Linked DNA regions of Homo sapiens: region 2 is linked to region 1. Evidence: read pairs that join two places in POLR2A ChIA-PET (ENCODE). Cell type or tissue: MCF 10A. All regions are shown on one strand. Links, peaks and the distances in the headings refer to the core of each region. The heading gives the core; the rest is flanking DNA.

Evidence for each region. Peaks named below come from ENCODE experiments on the same cell type or tissue, not always from the same donor. Only the 100,000 strongest peaks of a DNase experiment are listed, where the experiment ranks them.
Region 2: POLR2A ChIA-PET joins it to region 1 with 5 read pairs; 3 of 35 experiments call an interaction of 5 or more read pairs at or near these places.

What each region holds. Positions count from the first base shown.
Region 1 is chr2:42,799,097-42,808,316 of GRCh38, forward strand. No RefSeq gene overlaps it. Among named protein-coding and RNA genes, the nearest start is that of TRI-TAT2-1, 6.8 kb to the right of the region's middle. In MCF 10A, for the core only: no CTCF peak of the experiment used is centred there; a DNase peak (open chromatin) is centred at 5,485.
Region 2 is chr2:42,914,225-42,923,444 of GRCh38, forward strand. It overlaps LOC105374568 (a long non-coding RNA gene), which reads right to left and starts at 8,946. Exons shown (of 3, transcript XR_940014.3): 1 at 8,422-8,946; 2 at 7,410-7,452; 3 at 2,616-6,999. In MCF 10A, for the core only: no CTCF peak of the experiment used is centred there; a DNase peak (open chromatin) is centred at 3,417.

The DNA.
Region 1 (9,220 bases), core at 788-8,787:
AGACAACAGGTATATGGTTTCCCTGCATCATTTTGTTTTAGATATATCTTTCATGAAGGGCACCTACCTGGAGTTTAAAAAAAATCCAATCTGTTAGTTACGTGTTTAGTAGTCATTGGATTCAACTCTTTCATATCTATTTAATTATTGCTACATTTGTACTTATTCGTAGCATCTTCTTTTGGTTTTGTAACTACCATGTTGTGTGAGTTTCCTATAGCTGCTATAATAAATTACCACAGGCCCAGCATGGTGGCTCAAACCTATAATCCCAGCACTTCGGGAGGCCAGGGAGGAAGGATGGCTTGAGGCCTGGAATTTGAGACCAGCCTGGGCTATATAGCCAGATGCTGTCTTTACGAAAAAATAAAATAAAATAAATTGAAAAAAATCACAAACTTAGTGCCTTAAAACAACACAAATGTATTGTCTTATAGTTTTGAAGGTCAGAAGTCTGAATGGGTCTTATAGGCTAAATCAAGGTATTGTCAGAGCTGCATTATTTCTGAGAACTCTAGAAGAAAATCTGTTCTCTTGCCTTTTCCACCTTCTAGAAGCCACCTGCATTCCTTGGCTCACAGGGTGCCTTCCTTCTTCATTAAAACACATCATTTCATTCTCTTTTTTTGTTGTCACATTTCCTCTGTAACTAATCCTTGTGATTACATTGGGCCTACCCAGATAATCCAGGATAATCTCTTCATCGAACTACTTAATCACATCTGCAACATCCCCTTTTGTTTTGTAAGGTGACATACTCAGATTCCGGGGATCAGGACAGGAGATTTTTGAAAAGAACCAAGAAGGATTATTTCATCTACCACACATCCCTTTTCCTGGTTTCTTTTTTATCCTCTTTTTTGCTTTCCTAATCTATCAAGATGCTTGTGGCTGCAAAGTAGCAGAGGCCTTAGTTAAACAATGCTGTAATCAACAGAAAGACAGAAGGCTTACACAACTGGATACCCAGAGGAGAGTGAGCCCGTGACTCAGCATCGCCATCATGGACCCTGGTTCTTTCCATCCCTCCCATCTGCTACCCATAGCATTAGCTTCATCCCGAGGCTGGTTCCTTGAGTGGCCAAGGGATGAGGCTGGAAGTGTCCTTATTCACACCCACTGAGGGAGATAGTTGAGTACTTATCACTTTCCATTTGGACCCGGTTTCACAAGCTTGGCACTATTATTATTATTAGCAGTAGTAGTGGTAGGGACGGGGGTCTCACTCTGGAGCTGTCTCACTCTGTTGCTCCAGGCTGGAGTGCAGTGGTGTGATGACAGCTCACTGCAACCCTGAACTCCTGAGCTCAAGTGATCCTCCTGCCTCAGCCTCCCAAGCAGCTGGGACTACAGGTGCGCATCACCACACTGGATTCATTTTTAAATTTTTTGTAGAGATAGGTCCTCGATATGCTGCCCAAGCTGCTCTCAAAGTCCTTGGCTCAAGCGATCTTCCCACCTTGGCTTCTCAAAGTGTTGGGATTACAGGCGTGAGCCACTAAGCCCTGGCTCCCTTAGCAGTTTCCAAACCCACCCTGTGGTTTTCCCAATACCTGCAGAACCAGCTTTAAAGTGACCACAGCAGAGATGCCAGTGCAGATGCTGGAGCCTTTCCTCAGAAGTCTGAGTTTCAATTATGCAGAGGGCTCTTCCTCCAACTTCTAAGCTTTAGTGGTTCAACTTCTTCCTTTGTTCTCTCAGCCCGAGTGGGTAGCTGCTTCTTGCAGTTACTAACTTAAGTGATACTGCAGATTTGTTTTTTTGACTTTTCAGTTATCTAGTTAATAACCATAAACCTAGTTAACAGTTCTCTGTATTACATTGTCTCTGTTAAATAATTGGTATAGTTTCTGTCCCCTGACTGATGTATCTTTATAAGCTTAATTCTCTATTACGATACATTTGTTTATGGTTGTGATTTGCACCTCTGGGAGGGTTAGGTTCTAAGATCAGGGTATCAAACAATAAAACTTGTTGGTCCCCCAATACACTGCCTCCTTAATGTAATCGAAATTGGCTGTTGGCCCTGGGATGGAGCCAGCTACCCTAGCTAAGACACTGTTGGGCAGTGCAGAGCAGAATTTGGCAGCTGAGGAGAAGGCCTCTCATCTGGCTGTGGTCAGTGTCAGTTCCTCAGGGCTCTCTGCAAACAGAACTGGAAGTTTATGCTCCCTTTTACCCCACAGGCAGAAGGTCCCTCTGGGAGAAATTCATAGGCCAGCTCTGTGCTGAGATTTCAGTTTAGCTTATATATCTGCTACATTTCCATTTTCCCCTGCTCCAGGGCCAGTTGGACCACCCCTCCCTCCCTGTCTTCCCTCCCTCCTTTCTCCATGAAGACATTTTTCAGCTCCCTCGTCTTCTTTCTCTTTTTTGCCAGGGGCCATTGAATGCTACCTCATTTCAAATCACTCTGGGTTAGTGCCCTCCTCCCAGCCCCCATATCCTCTGGCATGTGCCTCATTCTTCCTGGCATGGATCCCGCATGTCTTAGATGGGAGAAGGCATGCATGGATTCTTATGAGTCCCGGGTACTGTGAGCAGTGGCCAAGCTTGGCATTTCTTGTAGCCCAGATGTCATGGAGGAATTCATACTTGCTACCTACAGATAAAGAAACAGAAAATCAATGACTTACCCGAGGCATTTAGCCACTCCTACAACTTAATTAAAAAAAAAGACCAAAACCCAAAAACAAAAAAGAAGACAAACAAAAAACAACAAAACAATGGGCAAAAGGTTTGAGCAACCATTTTATAAAGATACACAGATGACCAATAAGCACACACAAAATATTGCTTAACATCATTAGTTGAGCAATTAATGACATGCTCAAATTAAATATATGCAAATTAATTTGCATTGTATAAATGCAAATTAACATGCAAATTAAATATACAATGAGATACTATTACACACCCGGTAGAATGGCTAAAATTAAAGACTGACAATATGAAGCATTGGTGAGGATGTCAAGCAACTGGAACTCTCAACATTACTGGTGGGAGTATAAGGTGGCACAACTAATTTGAAAAAAAAGAGTTCCATAGTTTCTTATAAAACTAAACATAGGGGTCGGGTTCTGGGGCTCATGTCCGTAATCCCAGTGTTTTGGGAGGCTGAGGTGGGAAAATCCCTTGAGGCCAGTAGTTCACGACAAGCCTGGGAAACATGGCAAGACCTCATTTCTAATTTAAAAAAAAAAGTTCGCAGACAGTGGTGGCGTGTGCCTATAGTCCCATCTACTGGGGAGGCTCAGGCAGGAGGATTGCATGAGCCCGGGAGTCTGAGGTTGCAGTGGGCTATGATGGCATCATTGCACTCCAATCTGGGCAACAGAGATAGACCCTGTCTCAAAAACAAAGCCCCAAACAACCACCAAACATAGGACCTTTATCAAAATTAAAAACTTTTGTGCATCAAAGGACACTATCAAGAGAGTGAAAAGGCAAGCTACAAAATGGGAGAAAATATTTGCAAACCATGTATCTGATAACGGGTTAATAGCCAGAATATAAAACAACTCCCCAAACTCAACAACAAAAAAAACAAGCAACAGAATTTAAAAAATAGGCAAAGGACTTGACAGACATTCCTCCAAAGGAGATATATAAATGGCTGATAAACCCATAAAAAGATGCTCACATCACTAATGATTAGGGATGCGCAAATCAAAACTACAGTGAGATAGTGCTTCATTTCATTAGGATGGCTATTATAAAAACAACAGCAACCACAACAAACCAAAACATAAAATGGCAAGTGTTGGTGAAGATGTGGAACTCTTGTGTATTTTTAGTGAGAATGTAAAAATGGCACAGCTGCTGTGGAAAACTGTATGGTGGCTTATCAAAAAAATTGAACATAGAATTAACTGTATCTTCCAGGAATTCCACTTTTAGAGATACACCCAAGAGAACTGAAAGCAGGGACTCAAACAGATATTTGTACACCGATGTTAGTAGTAACATTAGTCACAATAACTAAAAGATGAAAACAACCCAGCGTCTATTGACAGATGAATGTATAAACCAAACGTAGTATCACATATAATGAAATATTATTCAGCCTTAAGAAGAAATGAAGTTTTGATAGATGTTACAACATAAATAAGCCTTAAAAATATTACGCTAAGTGAAACAAACCATGCACAAAGGACAAATATTGTATGATTCCACTTTTATGAATACTCAGAATAGTCAAATTTGTAGAGATAGAAGGTAAAATAGTGGTTACTGGGCTCGGGGGAGGAGGTAATGGAGAGTTATTGTTTAATGGGTATGGGGTTTCAGTTGAGATGAGAAAAAAGTTGCGGAGATGAATAGTGGAGATGGTTGTACAACAACGTAAATGTATTTAATGCCACTGAATCACACACTTAAAAAGGGTTAAAATGGTAAATTTTATGTTCTGTATATTTTACCACTATAAAAAGAAAAAAATAGCCAGGTGTGGTGGCTCACGCCTGTAATCCCAGCACTTTAGGAGGCTGAAGCGGGCAAATCACTTGAGGTCAGGAGATATAAAAAAATTAGCCGGGCGTCATAATGTACTAAATGCCACTGGATTGTACAATTTAAAAACAGTTAAAATGGTAAATTTTATGTTATGTGTAATTTGCCACAATAAAAATGCTAAAAACAAAGAAACTATACAGAAACATACCTTACAACCCAGCAATTCCATTTCTGTATTTATCCAAGAGAAATAAAAATAAAAATACTTGTACACATATGCTCCTAGAAGCTTGTAAAAGCCCCACATAGGAAAGAGCCTAGGATGTCCATCAATAGGAGAATGGCTCAGCCAACTGTGGTATATATGATCAATGGACAACTATTGAAGTCACTCAACCAGTTGGTTGAGCAGAAACATGGATGTAGATTGTTTTACTCCAGTTTCTTGTCTTTCTTCTTCCCCACAAGGTGGGCTTTCCCACTCACCCAAAAATTTTGACCTAAGGAACACCTTGAGTGTTACTGAAACCCTAGAGCTCCCTGGCGGGCTCTGTTGAAACTCTTCCTTTGTCCTCTCACAGGAAAGTCATCATCTGTGCTGTGGCCTCCGAGACCTCTATCTGGTCCCATAGGTTTGGGTCCATCCCTTGCCAGGATTGACAGAGGAACCCTCCCCATTCCTCAGCAGAGGGGAATCTAGGCACAGAGGCGCCCAGCATGCCTGGGTCATGGTTTTCACCTCTCTAGGGGTCAGAATTCTAACTGGTCTTTCTTTCCCATGTTTCAAGTTGGAATGCTTTGGCCACCAATACACAGGCTTCTGTGAGCCTGACAAGAGCCTCTCTTGGGGGTGACCCTGAGAGGCACAGAGTTGTCAAGGCCAGGCATGCTCACTGTTCTCCAAGTTGCAAAATGAGCCATCTACTCCATACAGTTTGAGGGCATGGATCTTCAGTTGCACAATCTGTATTTGAATCTTAGCTTTACCACTTGTTTTGGTAAACTGCACGACCTCACTGTGCTGCACGTTCCTCATTGGTGAAAGGAAATGAGAATGCTACTTGCTTCATGGGGTTGCTGTGAGGATGAAATTGCTTCATAGGGTGTCAAGTTCTTGGAGTTGGTGCGTAGCACATGATAAGTACTATGTAAGTGTATTATTTTTACCCACCAACCACCATGTTCTCCATGTTCTTTGAAGGCTGTTGTTCTCCAACAAGTGAAAAGAAATAATTAATGCATCCTATCAGTCAGGATTCAGACACACCAGTAGTTTGAATAGGGAAAATTTAATGTAAAAAATTATTAACTAGTAAAGGAGGATTCATTACGAAGAAGGGTAAATGGAACTCTAGATAATTCAGGAATAACAAAGGGAGCAGCCACTACCTCTAGGGCTGACATAGGGAACCCAAGGAAGCAACAAACTCTCCCTCCCCTCCAAGGCTGAGATTCAGAGTTCACTGGTGAGGGTGGCTCCGGGGCCTGCGGATGGTGGAGGAGTTTGCTGAGGTGCTGCAGGCTGAGGATGGCAAGCAGGAAACTCTGTCGGGTGCTGGCAAAATCTCACCGGGAAGCCGCCCACTGGCAGCTGTGCTGTAGGAGCCAGAAGAAAAGCACTGAGCTAGGAAGAGAAGTCCCTTCTAGTGTTCTTCTAGCACTTTCTACTGACAAGACCTAACAGTGGCACCAGCTGACAAGACAAATACTTTCAGGGTCCAGCTCCAAGATCACAAAGCAGGGCCAAGAAGGGCGAATTTGGAGTAGAGCAGTACGAAATGGACTGGTACACACCCCATCCATGTTCTTATAGAGACGTTTAACAAGGAGTTTTCCCTAATTATGGTTTATATATTTATGGTAACACAAAAGGGAGCTAGGATTAGGGTGACCATATGTTCCAAATTGTCCGGGACGGCACAATTCATGCTTGTTGGTCCAGTATTATTAACAGTGCTCCTTTTGACTCTCAGAAATGTCCCTGTTTGGAGGATAAATTATGTGGTCACATTATCTACAGATGCATCAGCTTCCATGAAACTAACCTTCCCACTGCTAGTAGCTAGAAATTCTGTAAATACCCCACCCTACCCCCAATCTGTCTGAATGCAACAATGAGCCACCAAGGCAGCCTAAGGGCTAAGGGGCCAAAATTTCATGGAGAAGAGAAGTGCATTCAGGGGGGCTCAGCACCCTGAGCTGCTGTCCTCCTTGAAGTGTTTGTCAGTGACAGAAACTATGAGGCTGAAAAGGTGAGCAGAAAGCAATGGCTCTCCAGAGGAACATATGATTAAAAATACATCGAGTCATCCATAGGATCGTTTTTTTTTTTTTTTTTTTTTTTTTTTTTTTTTTTTTTTTTTTTTTGAGATGGAGTCTCGCTCTGTCGCCCAGGCTGGAGTGCAGTGGCGTGATCTCGGCTCACTGCAACCTCCGCCTCCCGGGTTCACACCATTCTCCTGCCTCAGCCTCCCAAGTAGCTGGGATTATAGGCACCCACCACCACGCCTGGCTAATTTTTTGTATTTTTAGTAGAGACGGGGTTTCACCATGTTAGGCAGGATGGTCTCGATCTCCTGACCTCGTGATCTGCCCACCTCGGCCTCCCAAAGTGCTGGAATTACAGGTGTGACTCACCACGCCCAGCTAGGAGTGATCTTAATGAGTATAAGACGCAATTCTAAGTGATATGAAAGGACTGTGTCATAGTTAAAACGGTAGGTTTTGTTTTCTTAATGGTACATAAAATAATAGCACATTTTACAATTTAGAGTGTTTTAGATTTGATGAAATATGGTATATTTGTCCACAAGTATGGGTATATCTGTAAGAGAGAATCTTATAGAAACTGCTGGATCAAAAGATACATGCATTTAAAACACTGACAGATTCTGATAAACTATCTTAAAAACAAAACCAACTAAAGACTATCCATTTCCCCACACTCTCATCAACACTGGACATTACCAATCTTTAAAATTTTTCTCATCTGACAGGCTCTCACCACTTCTTCATTTCGGTGTCAATCCAGGCAATTTGATGGGATCCCTCAAATTATCATATGTTCCACTCTCTGTGTAATTGGTTCAAATCTGCAGCACACCTCCCTAGAGCATGGGCCTTGAGACCTACACCTCTTTCTCCTCCTAAGGGAAAATAAGGGGTCATTTTCCCCGGGGATGCTGGTGAGCATCATGGACTATCAGGACAGGAGGGGACCTCAGACACTGACAAATGGAGGGGGTTCTGAAAGGCATTCAGGAAGGTCCACAGTGTTGCACGTGGCAGTGGCATCTTTTACATTTCCATTTGGAAAAATAACAATTAAAATAATCCTTTAAGATCCCCCGCTACCCATTAAAATGGAATCACTTTGGAAGCCTCTGAATGCGTGCTCACCGGTACATGAAGCATTCATTCCTTGAACACCAGATATGCGTTCATGTGACAGCTGCTTGGGTGGCTTCTCATGTGGGCTTTGCCTACTCTACAGCAATATTTTTAAAAGTCATATGCTGCTTAATATATACCCATAATGAAATGCTGGCTAAAAATAGAAAATATAAAACATTTGCTGGAATAAAGTAAATGAGGACCATAAAATGAGAATTCTACAATTTTGAACCAAGACGATTTTCATTCACTAGACCTACAAATTGCATTCAGCCCATCAAACTGTTTATATGGCTCATCACGGTGTCTCTTGTATATCTGAAACCAAAGTCATAGAGAAAATATAGTGACCATTAGATCTGATTTGGCCTCTCATTATTAGAAATGAAGACCAGCCATACCCACATCATGCTATTTGCAGAATGTCACTTGCATACAGCAGTCTGAACCCTTCTGTTTTATCTCATCATTTAGACACAAAAAATGAAAGTAATAAAAATAAACCAGTTTTTTAAAAAAAATGCAAAAGGCATGAATTCCAAACATTCATTTAGGAAAGCAGTTTTTGTCTATTTTTGATGCTACAATGAGTCATTAAGTTTCATACATTTTAATATACATTTGTCCCAATACCAGATATATGTTATTTTAAAAGATATTTGTTAACAAAGCATGCTTTCCCCTTACATAATTAAACATTTTGCATTACTTGGAAAATGTGAAAAGGTTGAAACTAGTCTTTTAATAATATAGATATTACTGCTGTATTTATGTATTTACTGAGACAGGGTCTCTCTCTGTCGCCCAGGCTGAAGTGCAGTAGTGTGATCTCAGCTCACTGCAACCCACAGGAGGTTTCGCCATGTTGGTCAGGCTGGTCTCAAACTCCTGGCCTCAAGTGATTCACCTGCCTTGGCCTCCCAAAGTGCTGGGATTACAGGTGTGAGCCAAAGTGCCCAGCCGGTATTACTGTTTTAAAGTTATACATGGATCTAAAATAAGTTTTATTTAACAATCCCTTCTCTATTACACATCATACACAAATTATTGCATGATAAAATACTTCCAAGGTGTTGGCAAGAGTATACATGGTAAAAGGGGTCCTCCACTAGTCAAGCCAGGCTGGAGACCTCTTATCTGGTCTAGATTCTTCAATTTATAGATGAGGAAACTGAGGCCCGGAGAGAGTAAGAGACTTATTACAGTCTCTTACAAACTTAAGAGGACCACAGCGAAGACTCCTAAGTTCATTGTTCTTTAGCGGCAGTCTGGGTGAGGTTAAGTGCCTTTCAGGTCCCAGGAGACTTTTCCTTGCTGGAAAAGATCTCCAGCAGCGGAGTTTCTGACCCTGCCCCCTTCACCAGGTGCAGCC
Region 2 (9,220 bases), core at 299-8,298, 110 kb after region 1:
GCCCACATTGAACGAGTCTCATTGTAACACAAATTCTCGAGCATATCCTACAAAACAGCACAACTCCCCTGAGAACAGTCGGGAATCACAGTGGCCACATTAAGGAACTTGTAATATGACCAAAATTGTCCATCTTAGAGATATCTTATACCCGAGGTTGATAAACCTTTTCTGTAAAGGGCGAGTTTAGTCAACACTTTAGGCGTTTGGCGGCATATGATCTCTGTAGCAAACTATTGAACTCTGCCGTTATGGTGTAAAAGCAGCAATAGACGGTACATAAACAGATGGGCATGGCTGCGTTCCAACAAAACTTTATTTACAGAAAAACACTACGGCTCAGAATTGGCCTGTGGCCTATAGTTTTCTGAGCCCTGTCTAGGGCACCTCACCTACAAGCAACAAAATTTTGGCAAAACAGTAAAGGTGGGGCATGGATGAGAATCAAGACCTCAAGGCCCATTTGGGAACCTCCAAATGAATTTTATACAATTATCCTCTGTGATGAAATATGAACATGTTCTCTAGTTTCTGTTTTTGTTTGCCTGTTTATTTTCAAATGTGTTGAAGCCTTTCTTTGTTGAAGAGCATAAAAAACAAAGCCATTAAACTTTGTATTTCCTACTAGGGAAGTCCCAATCTACTGATCCAGGGATAAGTATCTTTATTTTACTGAGATGGTCATTAAAGAGCTCTGCAAGATATTCATGTTTACTCAAAATTTCCTCTGTCTATACCGCCTCCCCATCTTCAGACAAAACAGAAAGGATAAATAGAATTCTCAAGTTAAAGTTAGCCAACTTTCTAAAGCACTTGAATTTCCTGGGTCCAAAGTCCTGCCCTCAATCTTGGTGACAGTAAAATCAACACCTTTGGGAATTCATCAGCTCTCTCCTTATGAGTTGTAACAGACTTATGCAAATATCTAGGAATATCATCTCTGATCCTACACTCTGCCCTGTTAGAAGCAGATACAGCCAAATACTGTAAGAGATTCATACAATAGGCCAATCTTGTTATCAACATTCCCCTAATCAATCAACAACCTAAAATCTCTAACTGGTTATGAACCCCAAAGAGTTATTTTTATTTTTATTTATTTATTTTTGAGATGGAGTCTCGCTGTCGCCCAGGCTGGGGCACAGTGGAGCAATCTCAGCTCATCGCAACCTCCACCTCCCGGGTTTACGCCATTCTCCTGCCTCAGCCTCCCAAGTAGCTGGGACTACAGGTGCCCGCCACCATGCCCAGCTAAGTTTTTGTATTTTTAGTAGAGATGGGGTTTCACTGTGTTAGCCAGGATGTTCTCGATCTCCTGACCTCGTGATCTGCCCGCCCTGGCGTCCCGAAGTGCTGGGATTACAGGTGTGAGCCACTGCGCCCGGCCTCCAAAGAGTTATTTTTAACTTATCAGTGTTTCTCCCATTTCAGAACATTAGGATTTTAACCTGCATTTTAAAAACCACACAGATTACTCAAAAGCATCATCTACTGTCTACAAAAACCTCATATTCCCAGTAGAAATGAAAACTCATAGCCCAAAGCAGATTGCTTGAGGTGCGGAGTAAGAACCTTCTGAGGCATAGACCTCTTTCCCTGGGTAGACAAACAGTTCCAAGAAAGAAAGGGTCACTGGGAGACAGAGACCCTTCTGCCCACCTCTTGTCTTTGGAATTAGGCTTGGTCCTCCCAGACTTACTGACCCTTAAGTGACCCTTCCAAATCCAGATAATCCTCTAAAAGGTCAATCCACAAACCCATCACCATCAGCTCCATCAGAGCCTGAAATTGTCCTGGGCTGTGATGAAGGGAAGCTGGGGCCCTTCAAGACTGTCCCCCCTTCCTCTCCAGTAGCGATGGTCTTTTAGGTCTGGTGGGAGGGTCTGGCAGAAATGCCCAGGCCTGGGAGTCAGGAGGGTCTCTATTCTTTCCTAAGATGGGATTGTTGAAGGAAGAAGGAATTCATTTAGAACGAGCCTGGACCAAAATTTGCTTTGTTCTTTTGAGATCTATTCTACTTTGCAAAGGTACTCCAAAGGGAATGCTAAAAATGGTGCAAGGGTAATGCAAAGGTAATGGAAACATATGAGGGAGGATAAACCCTAGAAAATCCGAAGCTGGTTCCCAGACAGCAGCGTTGACTGGAGGGGAGATCAACAGAGACAAACTTAATCCCTGTCCTCAGAGAGACCTGCCCACTGGGCTTTAACGAAAGCCTCGGCTCTTTTTCTCTTTTCCTGGAGAATTTTGACAAAATAGCCCTGAGCCCCATGAGGCAGGGGAACAAAAGGTCCTCCCCCAGCTAGATTGGGGGCCTTTGTGAGTCTCATGAGCACTGCATCTGGAGGGGCTGAGTAGGGAGGGCAATTGGGAACAGACCAAGTTTCGGGAGGGAGACAGAGTGTTTCCAGAGCCTGAGCGAACCCTAGAGATCATCTAATTCGACTCCTTTGCTGCACAGTGATTGACACTGAGGACCAGAGAGAGAGAGAGCAAGACCTTCTCATGTCCCCTAGGACCCACCACATTTCAAATGCACCACCCCTGACGCCCAGGCTCACCCTCTTCCCAGATCTCAGCCTGAACGGGGGAGTTTAGGGTTCAGTGTTCATTCGTTCATTAATTGATGTGTTTATTGAAGAGCAGCTTTATGCCTAGCCTTGTGTAAGATCTGTGGAAGAGTCAGGGAAACTCACCATATGATCTTTGCCCTCCAGGAACTTAAATCCTAAACACACACACACATACACACACACACACACACGTATGCATACATGAAAACACACACAGAAACACACATGCACACTCACCCCCATGAACAATGAACTTGTGATAGTGAACAGTACATAGTCTCTTCCATAATGAACCCTATGGACAGAAAGTGGCATAGGAGATGAAAGCACGAGAAATTGGTGTTTGCTGGGGTAGGGGTCACTGTAATTCCCTAAGAACACTTCTTACCCTGTACCTTGATAACAGCCTATTTCATGTGTCTGTGTGCCCAGCTCCCCAGCTCTGGCTTGCACAATGCTAGTATCGTTGAGATTGAGTTGAATTCATTCGAATTGAAATGGGACTTTTTGGGCAGAACTGGGCTCCCCTGTGAGTATGGGACGGAGTCACTGGGGGCTAAAGGAGAGAAATGAGGGGCTCTCTCTGCCTCGTCTCCTGGAATTCAGACCCTGTCTGGAGCTTGAGGCCTTCCTCTGGGATGTCCAGGCTCTAGTGAGCTTCTGGGGAACCCAAGGGCCATGAATCGCAACAGCAGCAATCTCCAGACTGCCCTGTGAGGCGGGGTGTGCAGTGATGAGCTTCTCCAGTGTGGAGCAGTGAGTGTGACAGGAAGGCACTTCCTAATCATCCGCAGAATTGTGGCTGTTCTCCAAGACTTACACGTCACGAGAAGGAGGAGCACCGTTCATGCCTCATTTGGCAAATACCCAGCACGGTGTCTAGCACAGGGCCACAAAAGGAAGAGGCACAGTCCTTTCTCTGTTGGAAAGACAAGGAAAAAGTATCTGAAAGTGAAAGAACAAATCGAAGATGAATAATGAGGTAGGCTTTCGCTCACGGGACTGGCCTTGCTCATGGTTGGTGTCAGCAGGACTTTCCCTGCAGAACAGGGTCATCCACCCACACTGGCCACAGAGGTGCCACCAGTGATGCTGCCATCTCCTTAAACATTTGTGGACTCATCTTGGGGACTCACCTTTTGAACCTCAACACATTCTTTTGATTATCCTCAAGATGCAAATCTCTGTCCTTTGTGGGTGAATAGAATTTTTGGAAATTATGGGTCAAAAGTGACCCCTAGCTGACACAGTTCATTCGATTCAGTTCTGCTCAATTCAACACATAATTATGGGGTGTCTGCAGCATGTGAGGCACGGTAGTAGGCTCTGGGAATTCGATAAACCCCAAATCTGCCCTCTTGGAGCTGACAGCGTGGCAGGAAAGATAGACACTAAGTGTAAAGATGAGTAATGGCACGCGTTGCCAGTGTATCAAAGGGGTGGGTGTTGTGGGAACGCTAACAAGGGCGGGGCATCCGAACAGACACCTGACGTGTGAGCGGCAGTTGGTCAGACAGAAGGGAAGGAAAGAGAGAGAGTATCCTAGGTTGGAAAAAAAAGCATAAAGGATAACAATACTAGCTATCATTTACTGAACACAAACCGTGCATCAGGCGCTTTTCCAAGTAGTTTAAGTTTGTATCGATGATCACATTAAATCCTCACAATAAACTTACGTGGTAGGTGCCATTATTATCCCCCAAATTATAGATGAGAAAACAGAGGCAAGGACAGAAAAAGCAACTTTCCCAATTAGGAAACAGCAGAACTGGAATTCAAACCCAAGCTCTCTGTTCCAGAGCCTCCTCTTAACTGCTGTGCTAGAGAGCTTCCACATGTGCAGATGGAATGGCACCATTTGGATAGGAATAACGAGAATTCCACTCAAGAGTGTGGGGTGGGAGTGGGGAGGTGGGGAGGAGACTGTGAAAGTATGAATTGGTGGACTCTTTTAGAAAATAACGTGGCAACTTATGAGTGCAGAGACATAAATTGTGCCTACTTTTTGACGCAGTATTTTTACTTTTGGAAATGGATCCAAACGAAACAATCAGAAATGTGCATAAAGGTGTACCACGGGAAATGACCTAAACATCCGTCAACAGGCGTTGGTTAAATACATTATGTCACATTTATGCAACTAAATTTTATGCAGCCTTTAAGAAGTAAAGATCATGACTGCTCCTCTTGGTTTGTGTCTTAGGCATGCTTTGAAGAAGCATGAGAGAAGTCTGTGAACAGAAGGGGTTGGGCCCCTCTGTCAGCACCCCTGGGTAGTTCTTGGGGAGGCAGGGAGGCCAGGAAGAGGGGAAGTGAGACTCAGCTCCAAGTAATCCTGACCCAGGGGAGGGGAGGGTGCGACTGGCCAGCGGACAGCCTGAGCTCTGGCCCTGGCTCCAGGCTCTGGGTTTAAAGAGCTTTAAAAGCTTATTAAAAAGGTTCCTTCGACATCAAATGGCTCTTAAAAATCAATATTTTGATGATTTAAGTGCAAGAGAATCAGAAACATATGGATCAAATTGCCCTAAAATTATACACACTTAAAAAAATGTGTTGGTCTTTAGCAAGATCCAAATATTTGAAAAACAGAGACATTTTCCTCATCTCCTGACAGAGCTCTGCTAGGTCAACTTGAGGAGTCCAGAGAGGTGGTAAGTGGGAGTGGGTTGGGGCTCAGAGGGAGAAGCATGGAAATGCCTCTTGGTGCCTTCCATGTAGACAGGGCTGTGAGGGGCAGCTGTGTGTGTGTGCATGTGCATGTGTGCGCCGGTGTACATGTGTGCACATAGGCATGTAGCAGTGAACATGGGTGCACATTTTCCTCTGGGTCTCCTCATTCTGAGCCCGTGTCCCATAGCCAGTTTCATCCTTTCATGTCTCGGACATATGTATTTGGACTCAATCTAAGTTTTAAAAAGTAAGTTCCTGCCAGGCACAGTGGCTCACGCCTGTAATCCCAGCACTTTGGGAGGCCAAGGTGGGTGGATCACCTGAGGTCAGGAGTTCGAGACCAGCCTGACCAACATGGAGAAACCCCGTCTCTACTAAAAATACAAAATTAGCCAGGTGTGGTGGCACATGCCTGTAATTCCAGCTACTCAGGAGGCTGAGGCAGGAGAATCGCTTGAACCTGGGAGGCGGAGTTTGCGGCAGGAGAATCGCTTGAACCTGGGAGGCGGAGTTTGCAGTGAGCCGAGATCACGGCATTGCACTCCAGCCTCAGCAACAAGAGCAAAACTCCGTCTTAAAAAAAAAAAAAAAGTAAGTTCCTTTGGCTCCTCCTTCTGGGTCTGTCCCCTCTCCCCCAGCAGCAGACATGGCGCTGTCCATTTCTGGAAGGTTCAGGCCAGGAAGGACACAGGTGTCACCTTGCCCAGAGGTGACCAAAGGTTCTTCGGCTGTGGGCTGGTTCTGCAAATGAAACCTTAGGGGTGATGGTCGGTGTATAACGCTAAGACCAGAGCTGCAATGGCTCTGATTCTCCGCCATAGAGTGCCAGGGCTCTGGGAGGAGCATTTGAAAACCACATATCTCATGCCCAATCCTCATTTTACAGTGGCCCAGAGCAGGAAAACCAAAGGTATAAGGTTGGGACCAGAGGAAAAGCTGTCACACACGTAAGTCCAGCTCATCTCAATCCAAACCACCACAGACTCACCCCGCCCACTCCTTCTTCTGTCCTCCCACCCCCTCCTTCCCTCTGCTTGGCATGGGGATGGCAGAGCCCACCGGACCTGGGTTTCAGTCTGGTGGTGCCACATGGTCTTGAAGGTACTCTGGCTGTGAGGGGCCGCTCCCATGTTGTCTTCCATCTCTGGGACAAGATGGTAGGTTGGGAGTGGGGAGCTCTGGCCGTTGGAGCCTCTAAGAAGGAGACAAGACACACCTGGGGGCTGGGCTAAGGACTGAGGGGCTCCAGAGAGAACAGGATTGGGGCCAGCTGGCTCCTGCCTTCAGCCCCTCCAGCCTTTCTGGTTTAGGCCTTTCAAAGGCCCCTCACCCTGCCGGCAGAAGGAGAGTCCCAGGTGAGCTGCGTGCAGGGAGCAGGCGAGACATTCGTGCTGTGAGGGATGATTGTGACTCAGCAGGCTCCTGAGGGTGTTTCTTGGGGACTCCACCTCCCTGGCTAGACCTACTTCTGGGCTGGTACCCGGCCCTCCCCACTGGACCCCTGAGCCTTCACTTCTCTCGTGCTAAAGAACATTCTAGGCCCTGAGAATGGCTGGGGGAGCATAGGCCTTTTTCCCAGGGACCTCCCCAACTCGGCTGCTGGCGCATTAGGCAGGCTGTGTGTTGCGTGTCTCCTCCGGTGGCCAGGGAGCCTTGGTAATTAAGACGATGATTTCCACCTCGATGGGCAGTCTCACTGGCCAGGATTGAGGCTTGGGTCACTCTCCGCATCCCAGGTACACAGGGGCTGTCCAGTCTGAGAAGGGAGATAAGGGGGACAGAATATCAGAAACAGAAATGGGGGCCAGATGAATGGGGCAGGGCATCCCAGAGGGGATGGGGCCATCTGCTGGTATCTGAGGCTGGCTGGGCCAAGCCCGTGGGATAGAGTGGAACACCAGCAGCTGGTCACCAGCAATGTCCCCGCCACCAGCAGAGTCAAGGGCAATCAACCAGCTGCATCTGCTGGTCTTATAGAGAACTCACAGCCCTCTCCCTGGACCTTCTTCAGGGAATTCTGGGGACAGGACAGAGGCTTGGACTGGAGTGTGGAGACCAAGAAAAAGCTGGGAATGCACTGGGGTTTGGAGGCAAAGGGGGGTCCCAAGGGCTTCTGCCCACTCTTGCGTGCCTCAGAAAGAAGGGCTGAGAGCTGATGACAGATACCTGAGGACTGTGGCCACTGTGGCTGGATGAGGTGGTGTGTGTCCTACAAAATGCAAAGAGAGAAATGAGAAGGGAGGTGAAATTCGACCTTCAACACCAAGGAAAGGAAAGGGAGTGGGAAAAGACGCCCAGCTTGGGGTTCCTTGTTCTGGACTTGTCCTACTCCTGCTGCCTCAGCACTCAGCCCCTGGAGGCCCCGCTGTGGAAAGAAACAAGAGACTGGAGATGCTGGCTCCCTGGGTTGGACTGGGCAGTGCCTGGGATAACAGCTTCTGTGGGGGTTGGGAATGCCCCTGTAGCATCTGGTCACTGTGCTGGAGTAGACTGGAGTTCATCCCCAGAAGGAAGAGTCATTCCAAGCATCCAGTCATTGCTCCCAGGACTCCCAGTGGGCCATGGAGCTGACACTGGGCCCAAACTAGGGAGGACCCTTAAGTTCTTAAATGTGTCTCCCGCCTGCAATCCTGCCTCTGCACCCTTGCTCCCCACATCCAAGGCCATCCACCATCCTAATCTACTGCCCTCCTTGACGCAAGTTCCCCTCTTCCCGACAGTCTTTGTTGAATGCTCTCCCACATAGGTGTGGGTTGGGAAGGGGTGAGTGGATCTTGAAGCATGCTAAGGTTTGGCTTAGTAGAAAGGGAAGGGCACTGTCCACTCTGCTCACTCCACTCCATCTCCCAGCCTCTTCCTCTCCCCAGGCAGCATTGAAATCTGGGTTCAAACTACTCCAGAGCACCAGGCCAGCACCTCCCTCTCCAGACCCACATCCCTAACAGCCAGCCAGGTACATGGCCAAGGCCAATACACCAGCCTCTCCCTGGATTCCTGCTGCCACCCTTCACTCAGCCAAGCTGTCCACAATCCTGGTATTCATCCTTAACAACAGCCCGGCCCTTGTCCCCCCCATGCTGGTTCATCACAAGCCTCTCTCACTCCCTCCTAAATATTTCTTACAACTGTCCCCTCATCTCCATCCCCCCGGCCCCAAGTCCAAGCTATCACTGCTCACCTGGGTGACAGCCACATCCTCTGAACTTGTTTTGTGTCTGTGCTTTAGTTTGTGCTTTCTGCACATTTTCAGTCGAATGAACTTTCTAAAATGCTAAGCTGCTCATGTCTTTCCTCTCTTTAAAGCCCTGGCAGGCTCCCTACTGCTGACCCTATGAAGCCCTGGCTTCTTGGGCCAGTGGACTTTGCTCCCTGTGACCTGGGCCCATCCCTTCTCCAGCCCCTTCTCTGGCCTCTCCCCATGCTCAAACTTTCTATCCAGGCCTAGTGAACTGCTGGCATGTCCCAGACCTACTAGGCTCTCCCTTACTCCTTTGCACATGCTGTTCTCTGTGCCTGGCAGGCTTGTTCTGGTCACCCGCTCTCAGACCACCTCTGATCTCTTAGTGAAGTCATTCCTGACATTCCAGTTCCCAGATCATCTCATCCTGTGCTGGGTCTGAGCACGCATCGCCAGCATTGCTTCTTTGACTCTCTCCTAAAAAGTCTAGACAGACTCTGAGGCAGGCACTGCATCTAAGAACCAAGCTCAGCACCTGGAAAATGTCCACAGAATGGAGTGAGTGAATACGTCTAAATGGCATGCATCAGCTGACCCTCTTTTAAGGTCCCATTGGGTATAAGCCTCTGGCACACCCTGTCTACTGGGCATCTGGTCCTTGCATAATCCACATGCAGCCCAACTGTGGAATCTGATTATTTTTTAAGTTTAGGCTGTTTGGGGTACAGCCCAGGGCTGGAATGAAGAAAGGCTCTGAGCATCCCCTTTCCTCTGTCTTGGAGGGATTTTGATGGACAAG